Linked DNA regions of Homo sapiens: region 1 is linked to region 2. Evidence: chromatin loops called from intact Hi-C (ENCODE). Cell type or tissue: heart left ventricle. All regions are shown on one strand. Links, peaks and the distances in the headings refer to the core of each region. The heading gives the core; the rest is flanking DNA.

The links. Peaks named below come from ENCODE experiments on the same cell type or tissue, not always from the same donor. Only the 100,000 strongest peaks of a DNase experiment are listed, where the experiment ranks them.
Region 1: a loop joins it to region 2, with 2.7 times the contacts of the local background. A loop is called at or near these places in 4 of 110 quality-filtered maps.

Annotation. Positions count from the first base shown.
Region 1 is chr4:25,079,682-25,096,844 of GRCh38, reverse strand. No RefSeq gene overlaps it. Among named protein-coding and RNA genes, the nearest start is that of LGI2, 57 kb to the right of the region's middle. RefSeq lists enhancers at 8,198-8,741, 10,590-11,090, 11,091-11,591. In heart left ventricle, for the core only: no CTCF peak of the experiment used is centred there; DNase peaks (open chromatin) are centred at 8,294 and 11,060; H3K4me3 peaks cover 831 bases; H3K27ac peaks cover 3,126 bases.
Region 2 is chr4:25,141,193-25,149,192 of GRCh38, reverse strand. SEPSECS (Sep (O-phosphoserine) tRNA:Sec (selenocysteine) tRNA synthase) reads left to right here. Exons shown (of 11, transcript NM_016955.4): 7 at 4,060-4,189; 8 at 4,328-4,419. Among named protein-coding and RNA genes, the nearest start is that of SEPSECS, 15 kb to the left of the region's middle. In heart left ventricle, for the core only: CTCF peaks have their summits at 3,924 and 4,130 (motif pointing right); no DNase peak of the experiment used is centred there; H3K27ac peaks cover 814 bases.

The sequences.
Region 1 (17,163 bases), core at 3,983-11,982, 56 kb after region 2:
ATATTAGAGTGAAACAGAGAAGGGGGATTTAGGGTTAGCATCAAAACAAATAACCCGTTAGTCCAGCACCCTCCCTGCCCTTTACACCCTCACATCAGCCCCTCTGTTCTGGTGTCAGGAGGCGAAATCTCTCTCCCTGGTTCTTGTGTAATCTCGCTGTGGGAGAACATTCTTTGGTCTGCGGGATTTAGAGAACTGGCTGAGTGTGGCTGCTGATGTGTCCGTACCCCTGCCGCCGTGGGAATGTTCGTGGCTAAGTTGTCCGTAAAATGCGAAATTCTCTTGGGATTTTTCAGGATTCTCAGGGGAGGACTTCCATTTGCCTACTCAGTGGCCGCAGAGGAGAGCACACTCTTGCTGCTCTGTCTGTCCGAGTGACAGTCCTCTTGCCTGGGACGGGCAACATCGCCCCTGGGGGAGTTGGCCAGGGCAGGCCGTTGGAGGCAGTGGCAGCTGCTGGAACCTTCCCAGGTAGTTGCCTCTAGACCTGAAGAATGGGCCTTCCCAAAGCGTGCACTGTGGAAAATGCAATTTCTGCTTCTTGCCTCCTGCGGCTTCAACGGCTGCAGAGGTAACGCCCGGAAGAGCTATGAACATGTCAGAAAGCAATCGAGGCGACTAAATCCTGGCTGTCACCGCACAGGCGCGCCTAAGTCCCGATCTTGCTTTACCCACGGTCTTGGCTCAGGCCCCCGCTCCTGATGGAGCACGGGATGGGGGGTGCAGGGGGAGCTGTGATTTCCAAGAGGCTGCCAGATGGCGGCGAGAGGCCCGGCGCACACATGTCACGCCGAATGACAGCCTCGGAAATGATGCAGATGGAGCAGGAGCCCTTTAGCCACAGTGGATGGCATTTATGCAATTCATTGAATGCCTAGGCGGGAAGTAATGCTTCCTGATAACCCGCCGGAACCGCTCACTAGAGCTCTGATAGGCCGAGACCAGCGCATTTCCAGCAGCGCAGGGCTGGTGCAGTCAGCATATGGGGGTAATGTGCGTTGGAACCATCATGCCCTGGAACCAGATAATGCAGTTGCTCTTGATGTTGCTGACTTAAGGCCAGATGAGTGGAGGACAGACGAAGAGCAAACGGCTGTGCCCAGGACCGCCCACTCCTCCGGGTTATTTTCTCTGCCACCTCCCACCAAGAGGACACTCTTCCTCTCCTTTAACCAGCGAACCCACCCCCACCTTCAAGAAGCTTTCCCGGATTTACCAAGGGCAAAAGGCCACCTGCCCTTTCCTTAGGATCACTTTTCAAACCAGGTAGTTTCCAGTACTAGAATCTCAGTTGTTTTACCCACTGACTGCGTGGCCTTGGGCAACTCTCCGGGCTGCTGGGGAGATGGAGTGAGGTAATATGCAAAGAATGTAGACCTGGCCGGGCACGGAGGCTCACGCCTGTAATCCCAGCACTTTGGGAGGCTGAGGCGGGCAGATCACGAGGTGAGGAGTTCCAGACCGGCCTAGCCAACATGGTGAAACCCCCTCTTTACTAAAAATACAAAAATTAGCCGGGCGTGATGGTGCAGGCCTGTAATCCCAGCTACTCAGGAGGCTGAGGCAGAATTGCTTGAACCCGGGAGGCAGAGGTTGCAGTGAACCGAGATCGCGCCATGCACTTCAGCCTGGGTGACAGAGCAAGACTCTGTGTCAAAAAAAAAAAAAAAGAATGTAGACCTGTGCCTGGAACAAAGGAAGGCTCATTATTAGAATTATTATACATAATATATAATCCATATGTTATTACACATATTACATATACACATATTATAATATATAATATACATAAAATATGTACATTGTATATATAATTTACCTGTATATATGCAATTTAGTATACCTGCATGCGTGCAATTATATATTGTAATATATAATCCATATGTTATATACACATATTACATATACACATAATATGCATATACATAAAATATGTACATGGTATATATAGTATATCTGTGTATATGTATTTAGTTACATATAAGTTACATATTAAGTTACAAATTAAGAAAAAGAAAATATAAAGGGAATGGAAATCCCTTATTATCTGTATTGGGTCATTTTCGCATTGCTATAAGGCAATACCTGAGACTGGGTAATTTCTAAAGAAAGGGGTTTAACTGGGTCACGGTTCTGCAGGCTGTACAGGGAGCATGATGCTAGGATCTGCTTGCCTTCTGGGAGGCCTCAGGAAACTTACAATCATGGTGGAAGGCGAAGAGGGAGTGGGCATCTCACATGGTGAAAGCAAGAGCAAGGAGGTGGAGGTGCCACACTTTTAAATGACCAGATCTCTGGAGAGTTCACTATCATGAGGACAGCACCATCAAAATTGTGCTAAACCATTCATAAGAAATCCACCTCCATTATCCAATCACCTCCCACCAGGCCCCACCTTCAACAATGGGGATTCCATTTCAGCATGAGATTTGGGCAGGGACACACATCACTGTATCACCTTCCTTCTGTCCCTGGGGGGTGGGGGACAGTGGTTGTGGGAGAAAAATGGCACTAGAGAGAGATTGAACAGGTCACGTAGCTTTTCCATTCCCAGCAGCCATGGCTGGAGTGGGTAGCTCTAGGAATATCCAGACAGGCACAAGTGTACTAGAGCACACAGAGCTTGCACCTTTTCCACTGGGTAGTCAGGACTCAGGGGAGGCTGCAGGCCCCAACGCGGCTCTGGAGCGATGATGAGAAGCAGAGGAGGGAAGGGGAGCTGGCTACCACACAAGCCTGAGGTGGTGCTTTCCAGCTTCCTGCCCTCTTTTGTTTTGAAAAAACCAAGCCCTGAAGGGAGAGAAATTGCTTTTTTTCTAAATTCCTTCATTTCACTATTTAACATAGGCCAGAAAACAGGCAGTCACAGGAAGAAAGGGACACAGGCTGCTGGTTAGACTGTGAATTTTCTAAAGAGCTGGGTTTCTCTTCTGCCTCACAACCCAGGGTACACGTGGAGAGACAGAACTTGGGGGAAGAGAAAGTGAGCCTTCAGCCAGCAGTGTGGAAGCCAAGCCCAGATGGAGAGGCCCAGAAGCCCTGGAGCTCAGGCCTGTCCAGTGGCCTGCATGTGGAGCACCAGGAGGGCCAGGGTTTGTTTCTCACTCTGCTTTCCTGAGCTGCGTGGGTTGGACCCAGAGGTTCCAGCAAACCATGGATAAGGAAACTTGGAAGCAAGCTAAGTGCCAATGCATCTGCCAGGGGCAAGGAAGGCAGTCAAGGCCAGCGGGTAGATGCAGAAGTGTTTTCTCAGCTGCAATCCCACTCCTGATACCCCTTCCCTGCTCTCCATTGAGGAGAGATCTCTGATTTTTCTTTCAGGTAGTAGTAGATAGAGTCCCAGGGGTAGAATGATGATTGACCTAGCCCATCATGGTAATCCCATCCTCCTTTGCTAAGGATTAAATTTACCAGCCTCTCTTGCAGCTAGGTGTGACCATTGTTTTAGTTCGGGCCAATGAGATGTAAAGGAAAGTCTGTTGAGGAAATTTTGAGAAAGAGAGTAAGAGCAAGCCAAGGAAGAAGTTCTGAGAGCCAAGGAAGAAGAGATGCTGACTTTCTGCCTTTGAATGTAGCCATGATGTCTGGAACAAAAGCAGCCATCTTGCTACCATGAGGTAACAAGCATGAGGATGAAAAGACAACCATCCATAGATGGCAGAGTAGGAAGACAGAAGTTGGATCTTTTGCAAGAAGATCTTTTGTTGAGAAACTAAACCAAAGGCTCTAGGCCTTTTCTTGAGTAAATTGTAAATGACCTTATGGTTTAATCCACCAATAGTTGGGTATCTGATACTTGCAGCAGAGTGTATTTTTGTTGATATACTAAGTATTAGGGTTCAGTCAGGAAAATAGAAACTACATCTCTTTTTTATTTTTATTTTTTTGAGACAGAGTTCTGCTCTGTCGCCCAGGCTGGAATGCTGTAGTGCAATCTCGGCTCACTGCAGCCTCCACCTCCAAGGTTCAAGTGATTCTTCTGCCTCAGCCTCCTGAGTAGCTGGGATTACAGTCTCATGCAACCATGCCTGGCTAAATTTTGTATTTTTAGTAGAGAAGGGGTTTCTCCATATTGGCCACGCTGGTCTCAAACTCCTGACCTCAAGTGATCCACCCACCTCGGCCTCCCAAAGTGCTGGGATTATAGGCATGAGCCACCATGCCCGGCCACATCTATTATATTAACAGAGATAGTTTAATACAAGGAATTGGCTGAACTGAGTATTGAAAAGGCAAACTGGGACCACTGAGATCTCAAAGAAGTAGTAGCTGAAGGAAGCAGCTTCCATCCTTAAGACTGGAGAATCAGAAGAGGTCGGGGTTATGAGGACTTAGAGGCATGGAGGAAGTGCCCTGTAAAGCTGGTATCCAGGCTGGCTCTGGAAGGGTGGGAAAAAGCTGGAAACAACTGCTGCTGCAAGGCTGAAGGCTGGTGCTGAGGCTGTGCAGATGGGAACAGGAAGAAAACAGGAGGAAACAAGCTCCTTTTCTCTGCTCCGCTGCCTTCCGGTTTCCCCTGAGAAAAAAAGAACTTTTATCTGAGGAATGCAAGTCCTTTTAAATGATCAAGCCCAGAGAGACAAGACAATGAGACAGCACTCTCATCCTACACTTCACTTTGAGCTATGCATTCATCTCTTGAAACTGCTTACTATTACCACAAGAAGCTGTAAATTAACCCAGTAATGCCACACCAGACACTATAACCCATACCCTGTAGCTTCACAATGTATAGCCAATCCCTAATTAATGTTATTTCTGTAAACCAATGAGGATTCCTGACAGCGTTGTAGCAGCCCACTGCCTCCGTGTCCCCTTCTTTCCTTTAAAAACCTGCTTTTAAGAAAGGCAGAACGAAGCTCATAGGCAAGGTTACTTGGGTCTGAGTCTTCCAGGCAGCTGTCCTCACTTTGGCTTAAGTAAACTCTTTAAATTACACTTCATGCCTCAGCCTCTTCCTTTCAGGCCAACACTCTCAACCAATAGAATGTGGCAGAAGTGACAAGTAGGTAGGCTCCGGAGCCTGGACCTTGGAAGGCCTTGTGCTTCCCTCCTGCCCATCTTGGAATATTGCCCTGACATGGCCCTACCATGAAGAACGAACAGTGAAAGACCATATGGAGAGAGATGCCCAGCCCAGAGAGCCAGAGCCCAGCTGCCTCACCAGCTGCTAGCGGAGTGCAGCTGCATGAGTGAGCCCAGGTGAGTCCAGCAGCCAAACCACCCAGCCAACCGCACGAATTGGGAGAACTAAATGTTAGGGTTTGTTATGCAGCGATAATAGATAACTGACACAATGTACAATGAAGACAAGAGTCAACTAAGGCAGAGCACCCAGCAACAGGACTTGATGGTGCTAGGGCAGATAGGAGGGGAAGCAGGGGAGGAAGAAGGGGCAGGGACAGGTGAGAAGGAAGGGCCTGGGTCTCTCTTCTGACCTTTTATTATTATGACTATTACTTTTGAGACAGGTCTCTCTCTGTCTCCCAGGCTGGAGTGCAGTGCTTCGATCAGAGCTCACTGCAGCCTCAAACTCCCAGGCTCAAGTGATCCTCCCACCTCAGCCTCCTGATAGCTGGGACCATAGGCACGCACCACCACACCTGGCTAATTTTTAAATTTTTTTGTAGAAATGAGGTCTCAGTATGTTGCCCAGCCTGGCCTCAAAGTCCTGGACTCAAGTGATCCTCCCACCTCAGCCTCTCAAAATGCTGAGATTACAGACATAACCCGTGGCACCTGGCCCTGACCTCTTATTATTGAGGCTCAATGAAACCACAGCTGTTAGTTGGTTTCTTTGAGCAACAAACCCATGACAATGTGGCTCCAAAGCATAGTCCAGTCCTGCTCCTTGGAATGCTGTTCCCTGGCTCCTCATCTAATTTTATGCACCCTAATCCTCAGCTTCTATTGTCGTGTCCTTAAAGCAGTCCTTCCTGACCCTCAGTCAGGACCCTCTATATGCTCTCTGAAGGCACACTGAGTTTTCCTACAGAGCACTCATCTAAATTTATAATTATTTATTGTTGTATTTCAAAGGATCCAGGCCCACAAAACCAAAAGAGCTGATGCGTCAAGACCCTATGAGACATGATGAGTAATAGCAGTAATAGCAGAACTTCCCAGTCCCTCACCCTCCGTATGAATTTCTTTAGATCATTGGTTCTCCAAAGGTGGTCTGGAAATCAACATCACTTGGCATCATCTGAGAACTTGTTAGGAATATACATTCCTGGGCCCTAATCCCAGTGATACTGAATCAGAAACTCTGGGGATGGAGCTCAAGCAGTCTAGGATCTGTCCTGGTGATTTTGATGATACTAAAATTTCAGAACGACTAAGCTAGACATCAGGGAGAAAGGTGAGTTGCGGAAAAGCAAGGAATGAGATGAGATCCTGAGACAAGATAGCCCTATGCCAGGTCCCTCCCTGCCTGGTGTGCCCAGAGGAGGAGGGTGGTGTCAGAAATGCCCAGGAGGTTTGGAGGGGATTGGTCTGAATACACAAGGATCTATGCCCAGTTTCCCAAAGAGATCTCAGATGAGGCATGACTGCATGCTGGACCCACAAAGCCACCCCCTGGCCCACTGTCAACAGGGCTTTGGGACATGTCAGGGAAGACCACTTAAGTTCCTCCCGAGGATCATTCAGACGGCCAAGCCAGAAAGGCCCAGATCTCTGCCCTCATATTTTGCATGTTATTATTATTATTATTTGAGATAAGTCCTCACTCTGTCATCCAGGCTGGAGTGCAATGGTGCAATTATAGCTCACTACAACCTCTAACTCCAGGGCTCAAGCGATCCTCCAGCCTTAGCCTCCCAAATAGTTGGGACTACAGGCACAAGCTGCCACACCTGGCTAATTTTTTAAAGTTTTTGTAGAAATGAGGTCTCACTGTGCTGCTCAGTCTGGTTTCTAATTCTTGGGCTCAAGCGATCCTCCCACCTCAGCCTCCCAAAGTGCTGGGATTACAGGTGTGAGCCCCAGTGACTGGCTGCCTGTTATATTGAACAAAACTGAATTATGGGGGAACCCCATAAGGTGTTTTTCCTGGTCAAACTTCAGGCAAATTGGGAGCTGCTCAGCAAATCTTGAAGACCTATGGTCCAGGGAGATATCCACTGATACCCTGAATTCATCTTCCAATTCCTGGGCACAATAATAAAATCTGCTATTGACTGGCCTGACAGGCACTTTTCCTGCATTTTATCATTTAATCCTCACTATGCCTCAGTGAGGGAGGGACTACGATATCCCCATTTAACAGATGAGGAAACTGAGCTTCAGCGGTGTTAGGTAACTTCCCCAGACCCATTCAGCCCGGATGCGGCAGGGCCAGGACTTGACCCCACGCCTATCTCTCCCCAGGGTCTGCACTGACAGCCTGCCTGTTCCACTGCCGGCCTCATTATTTTTTGGAAACACATTTCACACTTTTCTTAAAGAAGTAGCAAAATGAGCATCTCGGCAGAGAAATACACAGTGCGCTGCGCTGGCTCAGGAGGTGGAGAGAGGGTCAGAGGCTTCCCCTGCAGCTGGTAGGCTCAGCTGTGGACTCCGAAGATGATATTCATTCTCTCTCTCTCTCTGTCTCTGTCTCTCTCTCTCTCTCTCTCTCTCTCTCTCTGTAGTCATCCTTTGCTCCAAGCACCAAGGCTGAAGAGCATAAACAGCAGGCAATGCATCTCCCCGAGTTTATTTACTAAAACAACATTTTTTATTACCAGGACATGTTCAGAGCGAAAATATGACAGCCCACATTTTATGTCGCCATTGATCTTTAATCCGAGCCTGCCTCGAGGTTTCCTATAAAATCAGGGCTTCCTGGTCCCAAATGTGATTCCCGCACCCGAATGAATGACGGCCGGGGCTGCTCTTTTCTCATCTGAAAAGGCTGAAATTGCTTTGTGTAAATGGGGAGAAAATGCTGATATTTGGATTCTATAAATATCTCGCCTCCTGAGCGAGCAGCGCCGGGTTTCATCTGTGCGGTCTCCTTGGAGTGTTTGGGGCCTTATCACTTGTATCCAGGGTGCGGCATACAAATGAGCCCCCGCCCCGCGCGGGTTTGGAACATTTGGGCGCATCTGCGGTTCCTGAGCGGGGATGCTGCGGAGCGAAGCAGGACGTGGCCCACGAGAGCGGCGGGGGCTAGAGATGAGCACGAACCTCGCTTTAGGGGAGAGAGCCGCGCACAGCCCCTGCCCCCCACTTCCATTTGCAGCCGGCGCCTGCCTGCGTGGGAGAAGCTTCTATCTATAGCGCGCTATTTTTAGCTCCATCATCTGAGGAACCTGACAGCCAGTTAATGACTGGGACCCATCGCGGCGTGTCTGCCGCGCTGTGGCATTCGCACGCCAGGAGCAGATGTGCTGAGGCTCAAGGTTGTTGCATCTGAAAGTGCCCTTCCTTCCCTGGGAGGTGGGGCTGTTTGAGCAGGCCTGTATCAGGGGGCGTCGCCCCCCACTTTCTGACAGTCCTCATAGAGCAAGGAGGGGGCATCTTACTCATTTCTGCTGCAGTGAATGTCTTCTTCCTGATGCACGCCCTGGCCCCCCTTCCTAGACAGCGCAACCTGGAGAGATGGAGGGGACAGGGAAGGCTGGGTGGCAGCTCTGAGCGATGACAAAGGACTCCTATTGTATCTTGGGGAGATCGGAAACCTGGGAAGATCAGGGCACAGGCACCCTAGTTAAGAAGCTGTAATTTTTCCCCAAGGAAGGAAAATTCTGTGTTTCAGAGATTTAATGCCTTTCAGAGAGGCTGTACTCTGTGTTGGGCTGAACCCCTGATTTTATAGATCAGGTATTCTCAGAGAGGCCCAGCGACCTGCCCAGGCCCACAAGGACTGACTCCCTGCTCCACGCCCTCTGCACCTGCTGAACCCAGGGCCAAGTTACAAGTCAAGGGGCTGGTTATACTCAGTGAATGATCCCAGGGATGTGTTCGGTGTTTGTGCACTCATTCATTCTTTCACTCCTCCTACATACTTGGACCTGGGGTGGGCTGACTGGCTGAGTACCAGGAAATCAGACCCAGAGCAAGGGGTGACATGGAAAAGCCAGTGTCACGGTCCCTGCTGGGAAACCTGGGAGAAAGTCTTGGGTTGACAGTTAACATCACAGATGTGCCTGGGGAGAGGCCCTCTGTCAGGCCTCCTGGATAACATCAACAGCCGACATATGCAGCAGGTAGCGCGTGCCAGGGCACCGTCCTGAGCGTGTTACAAGGATCAGCTTAGAGTCCTCACTGCAACCCCTAAAGTTGGTATGCTGTTATCACCCGCATTTTGCAGGGGGAAAAAGAGAGGCCAGAGAGGATAGTGACTTGTTTGAAGTTGCCCAGCTGGTGAGTGGAGGGTCTGCGATTGAAACTGGGGCCACCTGGCTCCCTGTTCACCCCCTTAACCATTCTTCTGTACTGCATCCAGGTCAGGGCTATCTGACTTGCCTCACTCAGCCCAGCCCTGCTTGAACTTCCAAACAGGCTCCCTCACTCTCAGGTTCCCCTAGAACAGCACTGTCCAGTCACAGCACTCTCTATGATGGTGGAAATGTTTTGTATCTGCACTGTACAAAGGGTAGTCACGAGCCACGTGCAGCTACTGACTGTTTGAAATGTGGCCACTATGACCGAGAAACTATTTTACTTAATTTCAATGTCAATAACCACATGTGGCTAGGGACTAGCACTTGAACAGTGCAGCTTTAGAAGGCCGGCTGCACACTTTAGTCAACTAGGGAGATTTGAAAGATAATTATGCTAGGACCTATTCTCAGAGATTCTGATTTTGGTTGTCTGGGGTAGACCAGGGCATCATTATTTTAAAAGGGCTCCAGTTGATTCAATGTACAATGAAGTGTTGAGAATCACAGGGCTCCATGAGATCCCAAGTCCCGCTAGCCTTGTCTGCCCTGTAGTAAGCCACCCTCTGTTCATACTGTGGCGGATACTGTAAGTGACTCATTCAACACTGCTCCTATTCCTTTTATCCCTCACCTTCCTCTACTACAGAGGCTAGAAAGCTAAATACTTCATATCTCTAATGGCCATGCAGCTGGAAATGCCCCTGTAACACTGCTCTGGCCAAAGAAACCTAAGCAGAATTCTGCTGGCTGTGTCCCATCAGCCACCTTCTTCCTGCCTAAGATGAAACCAGGTATCTAGTGTTGTGGCAGCCATGAGGGAAGACTGGAAGAGTTGCAGTCAGTTTGCCTTGATATCATGCTAAAGACACAAACCCAGCAACTGCCTGCTTCTAGACATTTTGTTTTGGAAAACAATAACAACCTATTTCCTTAAGTCATTCTAGTTATATTTTCTGTTTCTTACATTCTGAAGCATTTCTAGCACAGCCATCTTTATTATCCTTGGCCTTGAGATTGTTCTAAAGACCAAACATGTTAATGTATGGGAAACCACTTTGCAAACTGTAAAGCACTCAGTGAATGGACAGTGTTTGGAATTGGTCTGGAAACACTGCCAATCTCTGCTTTATGTAATGAATCTAAAAGCAAGAGCATGAAGGCCGTACTATTTCAGGGTGAGCTGGGGAGCATTTCCAGGAGGATTTTGGTGAAGGGAGATGCAGAGTCCTGGGAATAAGATGATCAACTTGTCCTAGTTTGGCCAAGACGTTCCCAGTTTTAGCACTGAAAGTTCTGTGTCCCAGGAAACTCCTGTGTCCTAGGAAACTCCTGTGTCCTTGGAAAACCGGGATAGTTAGCCACCCTGTCTGGAGCATGCAGCACAGAGATCTACCAGCCACTGCAAAACATCTGCTTTTGGAGCAGGTTGCTAACTCACCCCAAAAGGCCTGGCCACTTCTTACTGGGAAATCTATCAGCTGATGCACTGTGAGCCAGAACTTACTCTACTCAGCATTTCAGCTGTGGTTGCTGGTCATGAATTAGTGGCGCTTTGAAATGTTCACACACTTCCTTCAAAGCCTCCATTTCTTTTTTTCTCTAAGTAGGAGGAAGTGTGTGGGAATCTGCCACTCCTGGGGAGCAGGGCTGGCCCGTGGGCTAAGTGCCCAACTGTCTTGCGCAGTGCCCTGCCCAGAGCCAGCCTCCAAAACACACGCTGCTTGGTGGAAAGGCACCAGGCTGGTCTTTGGCTCCAGTCCTGTTCCCCATCCCCAAGGTGCTGCATCTGCCTCTGGGTCACCCCCCACCCCTGCCTCTCCTCAATTTCATTCTAGCCGGAATGACTCCTTGGCAGTAATTATGCTCACCCCTTTCATCTGAATGGCATGTTTCCGTTTGCAAAAGAATCTCATGCCTATTATCTCTTTTGATTCTTCCAATAGTCCTGGGAGGTGCTTATTAGTCACTTTATCCTCGCTGCTGAGGAGGTTGAGGTGGGAGGATCGCCTGAGCTCAGGAGGTGGAGGCTGCAGTGAGCCCAGATTGCACCACTGCACTCCAGCCTGGGCGACAGAGCAAGACCCTGTATCAAAAAAAAAAAAAAAAAAAAAAAAAAAAGACTAAAAGCCCTTTAATAATAATAATAACTAACAGCCATGTGCCCAGCACTGTCCTAAGCATCTGTTGATTCTTCTGGTCCTTGAAGTCTGTGCTATTTTTCACTTCCATCCACAGATGAGGAAACCAAGGCACAGGGAGGCTAAATAACTTATTTATTGTCTCACAGCTAGTGAGCTGGGATTATAAATCCAGGCTGCCAGCTCCAGAAGGCATGTTTCCAGCCATGCACTGTCCTGCCTCCATAGACATCCTGCTGAAGAATTCCAGGAGCTGGCAGCACAGGGTAGTTGGAGGGCCTGTGTGGATCCTGCATGCCGTCTGTGCTGTTCCCATCAAGTATGAATTTATTTTAAAATACCATGCTTCCTGAAATGACCATGATGCCCTGGCAGGATTTGGGGGGTGTGTTAATTTCCTGATGCTGCTATAACAAATTGCCACAAACTTGGGAGCTTAATACAGATTTAGCTTCCGGTGCAGGAGGTCAGAAGTCCTAACTGGGTCTAATTAGGCTAACATCAAGGTATTGGCGGGGCTGTATTCCTTCTGGAGGTGCTAGAGGAGAGGCATCCTTTGCCCTTCCAGCTTCCAGCGGCTGGCTGCTTTCCTTGGCTGTAGCCTCTTCATTGTCAAAGTTGGCAGCATCTTCCAGTCTACGACTCTGACCTCCTCTTGGTAAGGATCCTTGTGATTAGGCTCACCTGGATAATTCGGGATCATCTTCCCCTCTCAAGATGCTTGACTTGGGTTAGTCGCGGTGGCTCATGCCTGTAATCCCAGCACTTTGGGAGGCTGAAGCAGGCGGATCACAAGGTCAGGAGTTTGAGACCAGTCTGGCCAACATGGTGAAACCCCGCCTCTACTAAAAAATACAAAAATGAGCCAGGCACGGTGCCACGTGCCTGTAATCCCAGCTACTTGGGAGGCTGAGGCAGGAGAATAGCTTGAACCCAGGAGGTGGAGGTTGCAGACAGCTGAGATCGAGCCATTGCACTCCAGCCTGGGCAATAGAGCGAGACTCCATCTAAAAAAAAGATGTTTGACTTCATCACATCTGCTAAGTTCCTTTTGTCATGTAAGGTAACATATTCATAAGTTTTGGGAATTAGGACATGGGCATCTTTGGGAATGCCTTACTCTACTTACTGTAAGGTTGAGGCAGAGTTTGAATCCCAGCTCTACCATGTGATGCCTCTGTGCCTCAGTTTCCTCCTCTGTAAAATGGGGGATGATGAAGCTGCTGGACATACCTCCCTCTGAAGATTGTGAAGGTCAAAGGGGATGATACATGTTCAAGTGCTTTGCAAAGTTCTATGAATGTATAACTCCTTATTATTGAATAAAATAGTACTCAAAGAGAAAGACTGCTTCAGGCCAGCCCAGGACCAGTTAGAAATACTTGCCTTCTGCAGCCCAGAAAACTCAGCTCCAAGGTTACCCACTATAACTTTTGCTTCCATTGCCAGACCTGAAATGTGAAATAACTGCTCTCTGGCCATTTCGCTCAGTGAGTCTCTTCTTTTTGACCAGAATCAAAGTCAAAGTCATGGAAGAGTCCTTTCTCATGTGGGGCTGCATCAACTGAACACTCCTCCTAAGGGAGGAGACCACCCCTCATATTGTCTTATGCCCAATTTCTGCCTCCAAAGAAAGAAGAAGTAAAAACTAAAAGGTAGAAATGGAATCCACAGGCAGATTGCCCAGTACCACACCCTGGGCCTGGTAGTTAAAAATCAACCCCTGACCTAACTGCTTGTGTTATCCATAGATTCCAGACATTGTATGGAAAAGCATTGTGAAAATCCCTGTCCTGTTCTGTTCCATTCTGATTACCGGCGCATGCAGCCCCCAGTCACGTACCTCCTGCTTGCTCAATTGATCACGACCCTCTCATGTGGACCCCCTTAGAGTTGTAAGCCCTTAAGAGGGACAGGAATTGCTCACTCGGAGAGCTCGGGTTTTGAGACGAGTCTTGCCAACGCTCCCAGCTGAATAAAGCCCTTCCTTCTTTAACTCGGTGTCTGAGGGGTTTTGTCTGCAGCTCGTTCTGCTACATTCCCACTTCTGTGAAGATTTAACTTCATGTGGGAACATCTGCTCAACGTGCTCCTCATGCCCTTCCCCTCCTCGCAGTCCTGTGTTCTGGGGCAGAGTGAGGAACAGCAGCGGATGCAGAATGAAGTCCATGCATCTTCTCTTTCAAGGGGCTGGCACTCCAATGGGGTGAGGCTCTCTTGAGGGGTCACCGGGGAAGGCATCCAGCATGACATGGCATGTTGCACCACAAATAACCAAAAGTACTTTTCTCAGTCCTTTCCACAAAATATCTCACTGAATCCTCAGAATAACCCTAGGAGGTAGTTATGGTCATTTTCCCCATGTTGCAGATGAGAAAACTAAGGCTCAGAGAGGTTTAACTGCTTGCCTGAGGTTACACAGCTAGTAAGTAGCAATACAGGTGTCTAGAGGCTGTCACCATTACCCTTTACCACCGCTGTGGTCTCGTCTTTCTTTCTTTTCCCAACTCAGGGACATTTACATTTTAACAAGACTCATAGGCCTTAACAACTACATAATAATTATGAAAAAAAGAATATAATGATGGAAATATTAATAATGCATGAGACCAAAGAGGAGAGCTATAAAAGTTCAGAGAAGATTCATAGGTAGAAGGAAACTGAGAGAAGATACTGCCGTGGGCTTTGCAGGGGGTGAACTGTGTGGTGCAGGAGAGGTAAGCCACCTGCGGCCAAGGCTTCTCCAGGCCAAAGCCGTGAAGTTAGGCAGGTTTGGGGGCAGTTAAGAATCCTGTTAGATTGGAGTGGAGAATTTGTAGCCTATGTCGGAAAGTGAGGTTAGTCCCACTCATTCATTCAACAAACATTTACGGAATGCCTTCTGCAGGCCTGTTCTCCTTGGTACTGGGGAGTTAACAATGAAAGGACAGATGACCCCAAGCTCCTGGAACTTCCACTGCATTGAAAGAGACAGATAAGGACATACTAATGAGAACTTATCAGGGAGTTAAGTGCTGAGAAGAAAATAACACAAAGTCAACGGCCGGGTGTCAGAAGAAGCAATCCACTGTGAGTTCTGAGCGTCCCTGCTCTTGATTGCTGGGTATGCCAGGAATGCCAAACCATTCTGCTTTTACCTGGGCTATTTCTCAGGGTTGTGTTTGCAACAGGCAATCTTGTTTCCCACCAGACAAAGAGCAGGTTTGTTTACTGCTCACTTTCCCAGGATCAATGTTCTTTGCGTGTGATGGAAATCACCTGTAATGTGTGCCGTCTCCCTGGGCCTGCCTCTGTCACCCCCACAGGACTTGGGACGCATTGAGACCCAAGCTAACATCATGGTCTCTACTTGCTCTGCTGTGACTAATAGAAGTTCCTTTGACTCTGACCCAAAAGTCTCATATCTTCTGCCAGCATCCATAAAACAGTAGCAGGCTAACTTTTGTTTCCTTTTGAGATGGAGTCTCTCTCTATAACCCCGCCTCAGCCTCCTGAATAGCTAGGACTACAGGCGTGTGCCACCACACCCAGCTAATTTTTGTATTTTTTGGTAGAAACAGGGTTTCACCATGTTGGCCAGGCTGGTCCCAAACTCCTGACCTCAAGTGATCCACCTGCCTCAGCCTCCCAAAGTGCTGGGATTATAGGTGTGAGTCACTGGACTCGGCCAGGCTAACTTATTAGCTTGCAAGTAGGGAATGTCTCAGACTCTTCCCAGACCCTGAGAGAATGATGGTGGTAGAGTAAGGACAGGAGACAGGTGTCTTAAGGTGATCTAACTTTGATCTCAAGGGGCAAGGAAACACCACCTGACCTCAAAGTCACATGTCAAAGATCTAGGAGGTAAAAAAGAACAGTAACATTATCATGTTAGTTTGTTTTTATGTCACTATAAAGGAATATCCAGGACTGAGTAATTTATAAAGAAAAGAGGCTTAATTGGCTCAGGTTCTGCAGGCTGTACAGGAAGCATGGTACTGGCATCTGCTCCTGGTGAGGCCTCAGGGAGCTTACAATCACGGCAGAATGTGAAGGGGGAGCAGGCTTATCACAGAGTGGTAGTGGGAGTAAGAGAGAGAGGGAGGAGGTGCCACACTCTTACACAACCAGATCTCATGTGAACTAACTGAGCGAGAACTCACTCATTACCAAGAGGAGGGCACCAATCCATTCATGAGGGACCCTCCTCCATGGCCCAAACACCTCCCACCAGGCTCCACCTCCAATATTAGGAATCACATTTTAACATGCGATTTACAGGAGACAAATATCCAAACCATATCAATTACTAATTAGGTGATTCAGGAAATTTCATCTGGTGACTGCAGGGCAGGTGGGAGCATTGTTAGGCTTTTCAACATAAGAAGAGAGTGAATGTGATGGCAATGTGTTATGCTGTCTGTAATTTCATTTAAAATATTTTAACAGAAATAGTGTAATATCCAGTGTGTGTGGGTTCACTTTAATCTATTCTTTAGAGACAGTTAACATTTTAAGTGTTCTAATCACAACACTGCAAGGGTGGTTTGTTAGCATTTAATAACTTCAAGCCAGACGTCTAACCTGAGGTGGCTACCACAAGATTTCAGTTACTATTTTTAAATTTCAGATCAATGTCAGAGGCTTTGTTAGCTAACATAATAGGTGCTAGAAGTTATTTTTGTTATTGGTGAAATAAGGAGCATTCAAGATTGGCTTAATGTATTATAGCAGGACCCCTGCTCTTGAAGAACTGAATTTAAGAATCCAAGGAGCCCAATCTTGGCTGCATATTGTAATCACCTGATGGGAAGCTTTAAAAAATATCAATGTAGTATCTGGGCTCTACTTACAGAGACTGACTTAATCGGCAGACTTGGCGCAGGCCAATGTAATGGTGTGTTGCTGGTGTGCACCCTGGGAATTGGGATTTTTAAAGCTGCAGTGTGATTCTAATGCATGGCAAAGTTTGAGAAGCATTGCAACAGCTCACACTTCAGTCTGTCTCTTAGGAGCTATGTGACCTTGAGTAAGTTCTTTAACCTCTCTGAGCCTGTCTCCTAATCTGTAAGATGGGTGTGATAATATGCCTACCCCATCTGCTGATCATGAGGAATTCATGAATTATTCCATGATGAGTGCTTAGAATAGTGTCTGGCAAGCAGGAAGTTATCAATTAAGTGTTAGCCATTACTACGTTATTCTTATTCAACTATTTTTACTTTGATCTTTGGAAAATTTCCCCAGGCATGATTATGGTGTCTAGCTGCTATCTTGGAGAATTCATGTTCCTAGTCCGCTGTAACTAATTGGCTGAAACCTGCCACTGGAATATTTGCCCTAAATGAACCTTTCATATGAGATGCTGTTGGAACTCCTAAAAAGAGAGAGGGTGCCAGAACTTGATCTTGCTTCCAGAACAAGTTGTAGGCAGGAACTGTTTTAGTGTCAGTTTGCTAATCAATGTCTGTGTGGGCAGCAGGAATCTGTATGAAACTTGCTTTCAATAAAACTGAGAAGGAGGTTTGTGGAGTAGTGATCTTTGACCCATCTCTACCTCTGGTTCAGATGTTCTTATTTTTTTTAGGGCCTTGGACCCTTTAAGAGTCTGGTAATGCCTCTGGATCCCTTTGCAAAATAATGGTTCCAAATGCATAAAATAAAATACTTATTAC
Region 2 (8,000 bases), core at 1-8,000:
CCAGCTACTCAGGAGGCTGAGGCAGGAGAATGGCATGAACCCAGGAGGCGGAGCTTGCAGTGAGCCAAGATAGCCCCACTGCACTCAGCCTGGGTGACAGAGCGAGACTCCGCCAAAAAAAAAATAAAAGCTCCAGAATACAATAAGAAAGGTGCTCTTGGAGTTGCACATCCCTAATACTCTGCTTTGTCATTACCTCTCTGCATTTGGGAGGTGGTTTTACTAAAATTTTAACCAAAAAATAAAACTATAAGATGGATGAATAAACTTTTAAATGCAGATATTGTTGCAGATAATGTATTACCTTCTAAAGTTGACATTTGTTAAAAAATTTCTTTGATACCTAATATCTGGGTATATTTATGGAGTGCAAATGATATTTTGATACATGTACAGATTGTGGGATGATTAAGTCAGAGTACTTAGGCTATCCATTATGTGGCATTTATTATATCTTTTTGTGTTGGGAACATTTCACATACTCTCTTCTAGGTATTTTGAAATATACAATACATTGTTGTTAACTATAGTCACTGTACTGTGCTATTGAACGTTAGAACTTATTAAAATGGACATTTCTTTAAAACAAAAAAAGCAAATATATAAACATTCTATTTTTCCCAAATTGGCCTTCACCAAAAGAGGTTGTGGCACTATTGATTTAAATCAAATGAATACTTGAGTCTTGTTGAGTGCAGGTTGCTGTTTCATGACATTCTAAAAAATTAAAGTTAGCCTTAATTCATCTCAATAGTCCTTATTGTTAATATATACCATTTACTACACACTCTCCATGTGTCAGGCATCCTACTAGGCTTTTTTTTTTTTTTTTTTTTTTTTGAGACGGAGTCTCGCTCTGTCGCCCAGGCTGGAGTGCAGTAGCGCGATCTTGGCTCACTGCAAGCTCCGCCTCCCAGGTTCACGCCATTCTCCTGCCTCAGCCTCCCGAGTAGCTGGGACTACAGGCGCCCACCACCATGCCTGGCTAATTTTTTGTATTTTTTAGTAGAGACGGGGTTTCACCGTGTTAGCCAGGGTGGTCTCAATCTCCTGACCTCGTGATCCACCCGCCTTGGCCTCCCAAAGTGCTGGGATTACAGATGTGAGCCACCGTGCCTGGCCCTCTACTAGGCTTTTAAAGTTATCAGCTGAATCCTGACAATTTAAGGTGTACTTCTTATTCCCATTCTGCACATGGGGAAATAAAATAAGTGGGATTAAGTGACTTCCCTAAGGTCCTGTAGCTACAAAATAGCCCATCTAGTTCAGTGCGACTCCAAAGTCCCATTTTTCTGTTAAAAAACAAAGTACTAAAATACTAATACTGTAAGTCTTTTCTTGAGAAAATAATATTGCAATAATCAATCAATGAAGAAAAGTATAAATAAATTTTTTTTATTTTTATTGTTTTAACATTATGTTTTTAACTTTTTTGTTTTTAAGATGAGACCCCAGAATGACTTAAGGCTGAGCATATAGAGTATTCTGTATGCACATAACCCCACCTCCAGGGGAAGTTAGTTTTGAGTAACCTATATTTCTGTTTATATTTACTAAAATGACGAATTTAAGAGATTCATGAATTATGGATGTTAGGATAGATTAATGGAGAGGGATATAGTAGAGTCACAAAAATATGCATATAAGACTGATTATTTTGAGTCACAATGGATTGTAAAGTTCCAAAAGTGTGGGAAGCAGCAACTTTGCCTGTTCAGAATTTGAGAGAAGTAGGTATTACTACTGTTTATTCACAAACCCAATTGTCACTTCATTCAACAAATACTTTCTGGGTTCCTGCTTGTGTACCAGGCACCAGGGTAGGAACTGGAGATGCAATAGTGAATCCAACAAAATCTTTAACCCTCATAGAGCATTCTATTTTTTGTGCGAAAGCAGAGAGTAAACCTTGAGTATGACAAGTCTTGGATAAATGCTCTGGTATTTGGGGAGGATGGATATCATTAGATGGAGTGATCTAGGAAGCACTCTTCAAGAAGTACATGTGAGTGGAGCTCTGAATGATGCAGGAGGAAGCTTTGCAGCTCTCTAGAGAGAGAGATTCCAGTCAGAAGCTAACAGCCAAGACTCTGAGGCAGGAGCGTGCTTGGAATATGTGAGAAATAGCAAGGAGGCCAGTATGGCTGAACCATAATGAACAAGGTGAACAGTGGTTGTAGAGCTTTGAGGTGTGTTAAGGGTTTGGGATTTTGTTTTTGGTATGATCATTGGCCATGGAAGGATTTCAAGCAGGAAAGAGTGACATGCTATGTGGGAAATAGACTGTAGGGAGGCAAGAGTGGAAGGCTGTTGCAGCAACCCATATGAGATTTTTTGGTGGCTTTGGCCAGGGTGGTAGTTGTGAAGGTGGTAATAAATGCTTTTATTCAGATGTATTTTGAGAGTGGATTTTAGAGCATATACTGATGACTTAGATGTAGCTGAAAAAGGGGGTCTTGTACCATTTCTGAGATTGGGTCTGGCCTGTTTGTTTTCTTGCCACAGAATGTGCTGCCTTTTAAATGCTTTCTGTGTTTTAGTGATGGAAGGGTTCTAGCAAAGTCTGGTGCATTGATTCCTCTAGTACTTCTGCTTCCAGTTTAGGTTCCTGTTTCTCTCAGGAGGCCTTGGACAGTACTAAAATGTTAATACAAAGGCAACTCTGACTGTCCACTTATCTTTATATGCTGCTACTTCGCATGTTTTCCAGTTTTTTTTATTCTGTTAGTCTTATATGCATCTCTCTATTTTCCTGTGATATGGTGAGATTTTCTCTGATCATGGTTTATTAGGAAATTAGAAAGAAGAGGAAGAGGAAGGTTAAGATTTGAACAGTTGTATAATGGCCTCCAGAGCAGCTGCTCCTCTTCCCTGCTTCGGCTGCTTCCACCTGTTGCCTGGATCTGGACTCTGAGATTAGGCCAGCTATCTGCTCCTTCTGTTCTCCCTCAGATAGCAAGGTGTGAAAATGAAGGTCAAATATGGTTATAATATTAATAGGAATACAGATTGTGAATACAGATTGAAAATCTGTGGCTACAGATAAAGAAAAAGACTATGTTAGTTGTAATTTAGACAGTATCTCTATTTTTAAGAGGAGAAAATTGAAGCACATTAGACAGAAAGTTGGATGAGGACCGAACTTAGTTTTACATTTCTAGTAGGTAAGTATTCAATTTTTCACCGGAATATTAGATTTTCACTGGAAGTTCATTTGCAGTGGAATGAAATCTAAGTTTATAATATTAGGGAGCATGAGTTATGTAGAAACATTGCTTCTAGAATTGCCAAGAGTATACAAATAAAACTTCCATTAAGTGATGTTAAAAGTAAAACTTTGCATTTGTTTTTTATCTGAGTGCTTAAAATGGTCATACAGGTAGTAGATTGTCCAAGCATTAAAGAGAGGCACATGTATAATTAACTGTTTGGCAACTCGGATGGCTATAGTCCATTAGGTTATGGTGGCCACCCTCGAACTCACAGAGGATGTTTAAAACCACTTAATAGTTATAGGACCCATTGTAGACATTTGTTGTCAAAAAAAGGAGCACAGATGAGAGGCATGGGATGAATCCATTCTTTCTTATCAAATTTTAAGGTGTAAAGCTTTGTTTCATTAAAGTTCCCACCTGAGCTGATACTGAAACCGTGCTTGCCTCACAGAGTTGTTATGAAGATTAAATGATTTATGTGTGAAAGCAGGTTGTAAACTTAAAGTTGCACATATAAGGAGCACCATTAAAAATTTTGGTTTAATACTTAAAAACATTTTCTTGGCACTATTACAAAGAAAATAAAAATAAAATTTTTCAATTGTTTTTTCCATGCATTGTTTTAATGGTGTTTATTTTTATTCTAAGGTAGAGTTGACAAAAATTGTATATATTTACAGTGTACAATTTGATGTTTTGATGCATGTATATATTGTAAAATGGTTAAATCAGGCTAATATATTAATTAACTCAAATAGTTATAATTTTTTGTTGTGGTATTTGTTTGTTAATAGCAGTTGTCTGTTTTCCTAGCAACTAATATGTAATATCATATTGATTCCAGGGGGCTCGAGTTGGTAGAATAGATGCTTTTGTTCAGAGCTTGGACAAAAATTTTATGGTTCCAGTAGGTGGTGCTATAATTGCTGGCTTTAATGATTCATTCATTCAGGAAATCAGCAAGATGTATCCAGGTAAATAAATAAGTTGCTTTTCAGAAAAAGTAGCTAACAAACAAAAATCCATTTGTACATAGGCTATTGTAGTAAATCTTAATTTCCAAAGCTACCCCCCCACCACAGTCTTAATGTAACTTATCCTTCTTATTTCAGGAAGAGCTTCAGCTTCACCTTCTTTAGATGTCCTTATTACTTTATTGTCACTTGGATCAAATGGCTATAAGAAGCTACTAAAAGAAAGAAAGGTAAGCTTTCCCTTTAGGTGTCGAATAACATTCTTGACTAGAACTGTGCTCCAAATCATTGGTGTTTTCTGCCTGTTGGTTTCTTGCACTGGGAGGGAGACATCTAGTATGGTCCGATAGTATTTATTCAGATCTGGAACCACCATAGGTGGTTTCCTATTACTTTTTGTCAGCCTGTCTATCCAGATATTACGAGGAATCTGGGTTAGGTGATTTTGCTTTTATTTATTTACTTTTTAGAAACTCCTGCATTAGGGACTCTTATTCAATAAAATTCAATTCATTTATCACTTAAAGGTACTTAAAGGTAGAAGCTCTTAAAAGACAAATGGATAAGTCATCTTTTTAGTTTTTGGAAACTTGAAAATTGTTTAGGAGTGAGATGTCAGTCACAAGAGGAAGAATCAGGTCAGAAGTTAGCTCTATCTTTTTTTTTTTTTTTTTTTTGAGCGGAGTCTTGGGTTGGAGTGCAATGGCACGATCTTGGCTCACTGCAACCTCCGCCTCCCAGGTTCAAACCATTCTTCTGCCTCAGCCTCCCGAGTAGCTGGGATTACAAGCGCCCGCCACCACACCCGACTAATTTTTTGTATTTTTAGTAGAGACGGGGTTTCACTATGTTGGCTAGGCTGATCTCCAACTCCTGACCTCGTGATCCACCCGCCTCAGCCTCCCAAAGTGCTGGGATTACAGACGTTACCCACCACGCCTGGCCTATTTCTTGTCATTATTGAACGCTGAACTCATTGGTTATATTGGTTATGAAAAGAAGTTACATTTATATTTGAAAACATGACTTTATCTCCAACACAACTAGCTTAATTCAGGACACCTCCAAAAGACAGAGCTTGTATAGCTAGGGCAGGCAGTGTTTTATTCATCTTCTATCTGGGAGAGAGTGAGTCCTCTGGTGCAGTTTTTAAATCTGATAACTTTCTAGCACTTAACAACAATTGTAGTCCCTTATATTTATAATAGTACTTTATATATTCTAAAGCATTTTCATATGTATTATCTCATAGATGATCTCATAGCCTTAGGATGAATACATAACAAGTTTAAAAATCTTGTGCTCTGTTTTACCCCAGTCTTCCTTCCCCTACTAATTCATTCCATGGGATAGTAATTGTTTAATTGTGAGGACATTTCTTAAGATTTATGTGATATAGGAAAAGATGCTCAATGTCATTAGTAATTAGGGAAATGCAAATTTAAAACCACAATGAAATACCACTACACACCTTTTAGAATGGCTAATGTACCGAAATATGCAACAAGATAATGACTCTCAAATGCATTATGCTAAATGAAAGAAGTCAGACTCAAAAGGCTACATATTGTACAGTTTCATTTATATGCCATCCTGGAAAAGGTAAAAAATATAAGGAAAGAAGAAAGATTAATGGTTGCTAAAGGGTAGGGATTGGGGAGGGAACTTTTTAGGGTGATGAAACGTTTCATGTCTTGATAGTGGTAGTGGTTTCATGACTGTATATATTTGTCAAAATTCATAGAAGTGGGCACCTAAAAAACAGACATCCCGAATTTTACTATGTGAGCAAATTGTACCTCAGTAAGTCTGACAATGAATTTTTATACAATAAGAATAAAACTCTGGTTTTATAAACTCCAAATTGTAATCATTCATGGTCGTAGATTGTTGTAGCCAAGAGAAGACTGTGGCAAATCTTTCAAGAAAACAGATCCATATGTCAGATAACAACTCTCTATAGATGAGGAAAACTTGTCATCTGCTTCTATGAGAGTTTAGTTGTTTCAGTGGTTCTTAGCTCTCCTATAACTAGTCGTTTCGTCCTGGAAAAGTTTTAAAGATTTTATTTCCCCATTTGTGAAAGACACAATTGATATCTCAGGCCACTTTTAGTCTTAAAAGACTCTAGAATATTTCTTAAAAGAGTTACTTCCTGGACTTTGGACATAATAATCATGGGAACTGGCCTGTAATTTAGTAATCCAGTATAAGGCATATTGGTAATATAAATTAGACATTTTGTAAATTTGAGTTTTTCTTTTTAACGCAATGGTCTCTTCAGTTTCATGTTACCTCATACCCATTTTTACCCTTATCAAGCTGTCTTGGCTTCCCTCCCTGCATCTGAATAAGCCCACTTAAAATAGCGTAGTCTAAAGTACGGAAATGCAAAGGTAAAGTTGAATGTGGGATAAGATTCGAGTAAACATTTACTGTGTATTTATTGACCACATGTCATGTGTCAGGCATATAGATATATATAGATATAGCAGTCAATACAGTAGATAAAGATACTTGCTCTTGAGGAGCACACATTGCCTATGGGGGAAACCAGCAATAAACAGGCAACATAATATAGAAATTACAAAGTTTGCTTGAAGGTGAAAAGTGCTATGAACAAAAGCAAGAATAAGGAGAATTTGGGATGATGAGGTGGTGGTGGGAACTGATTTTTAAATATAGTGATTAGGGCAGGCCTCATTGAGATGGTGACTTTTTTTTTTTGAGATGGAGTCTCGTTCTGTCACCCAGGCTGCAGTGCAGTGGCGTGATCTTGCCTCACTGCAACCTCTGCCTCCCGGGCTCAAGTTATTCTCCTGCCTCAGCCTCCTGAGTAGCTGGGATTACAGGCACACATCACCATGCCTGGCTATTTTTTGTATTTTTAGTAGAGACGGGGTTTTGCCATGTTGGCCAGGCTGGTCTTGAACTCCTGACCTCATGTGATCCCCCCACCTTGGCCTCCCAGGGTGTTGGGATTACAGGCATGAGCCTCCGTGCCCAGCCCAATACCGTGACATTTGAGTGAACTTGAAGTTTGAGGGAATATACACATATGATGGTGAAGTGCGTTTCAGGCAGAAAGCCAGTATCAGGACTCTAGGCCAGATGTGGACCTTGGGTATTTGAGAAGCAGCAAGGAGGCCAGTGTGGCTGGAGCAAAAAGAGCAAGGAGAACTGTGGGAGTTGAGGTCAGGGTGGTAATGAGGGTGGGGCTGATCACGTGGGGCCTTCTAGGCCACAGTAAGGTCCGTGCCTCATATTCTGAGTGAAATAGGGAGCCACTGGAGGTTTGAATTGAGTAGAATGATCTGACAGGCTTTGAATGCTCACATTGATAATAGATTGGGGGGCAAGGGCAGAAGCTGGATGGATACCTGTTAGGAGCCTTCTATAGTGGTTAAGAAGTGATATTGGCTGGGAGCTAGATGGTGGCAGTGGAGGTAATAAGAAGTGGTTAGAGTCAGGTTTGACCTGAGCAATTGGAAGGATGGAACAGCCATTAGCTATGATGGGGAAGCTGTAGGTTTTGGGGGAAGACTAGGAGTTCAGTTTTGGACAAAATTGAATTTGAATTGACCTTAAGATAGAGTTGCAAAGTAGAGAGTAGGATATACAAGTTTAGGATTAAGAGAGAACTGGGCTGGAAATAAAAATCTGGGAGTTAATTGGCCAAGAGACTAGATGAGATTGCAAGACAGTGAGTGTAAACAGAAAAGAGGTATAAGGACTGAGCTCTGGGCACTACAGCATTAAGAGGTCTGAGAAAAGCAACAAGCAAAGGAGACTTAGAAGGAACATTCAGTGA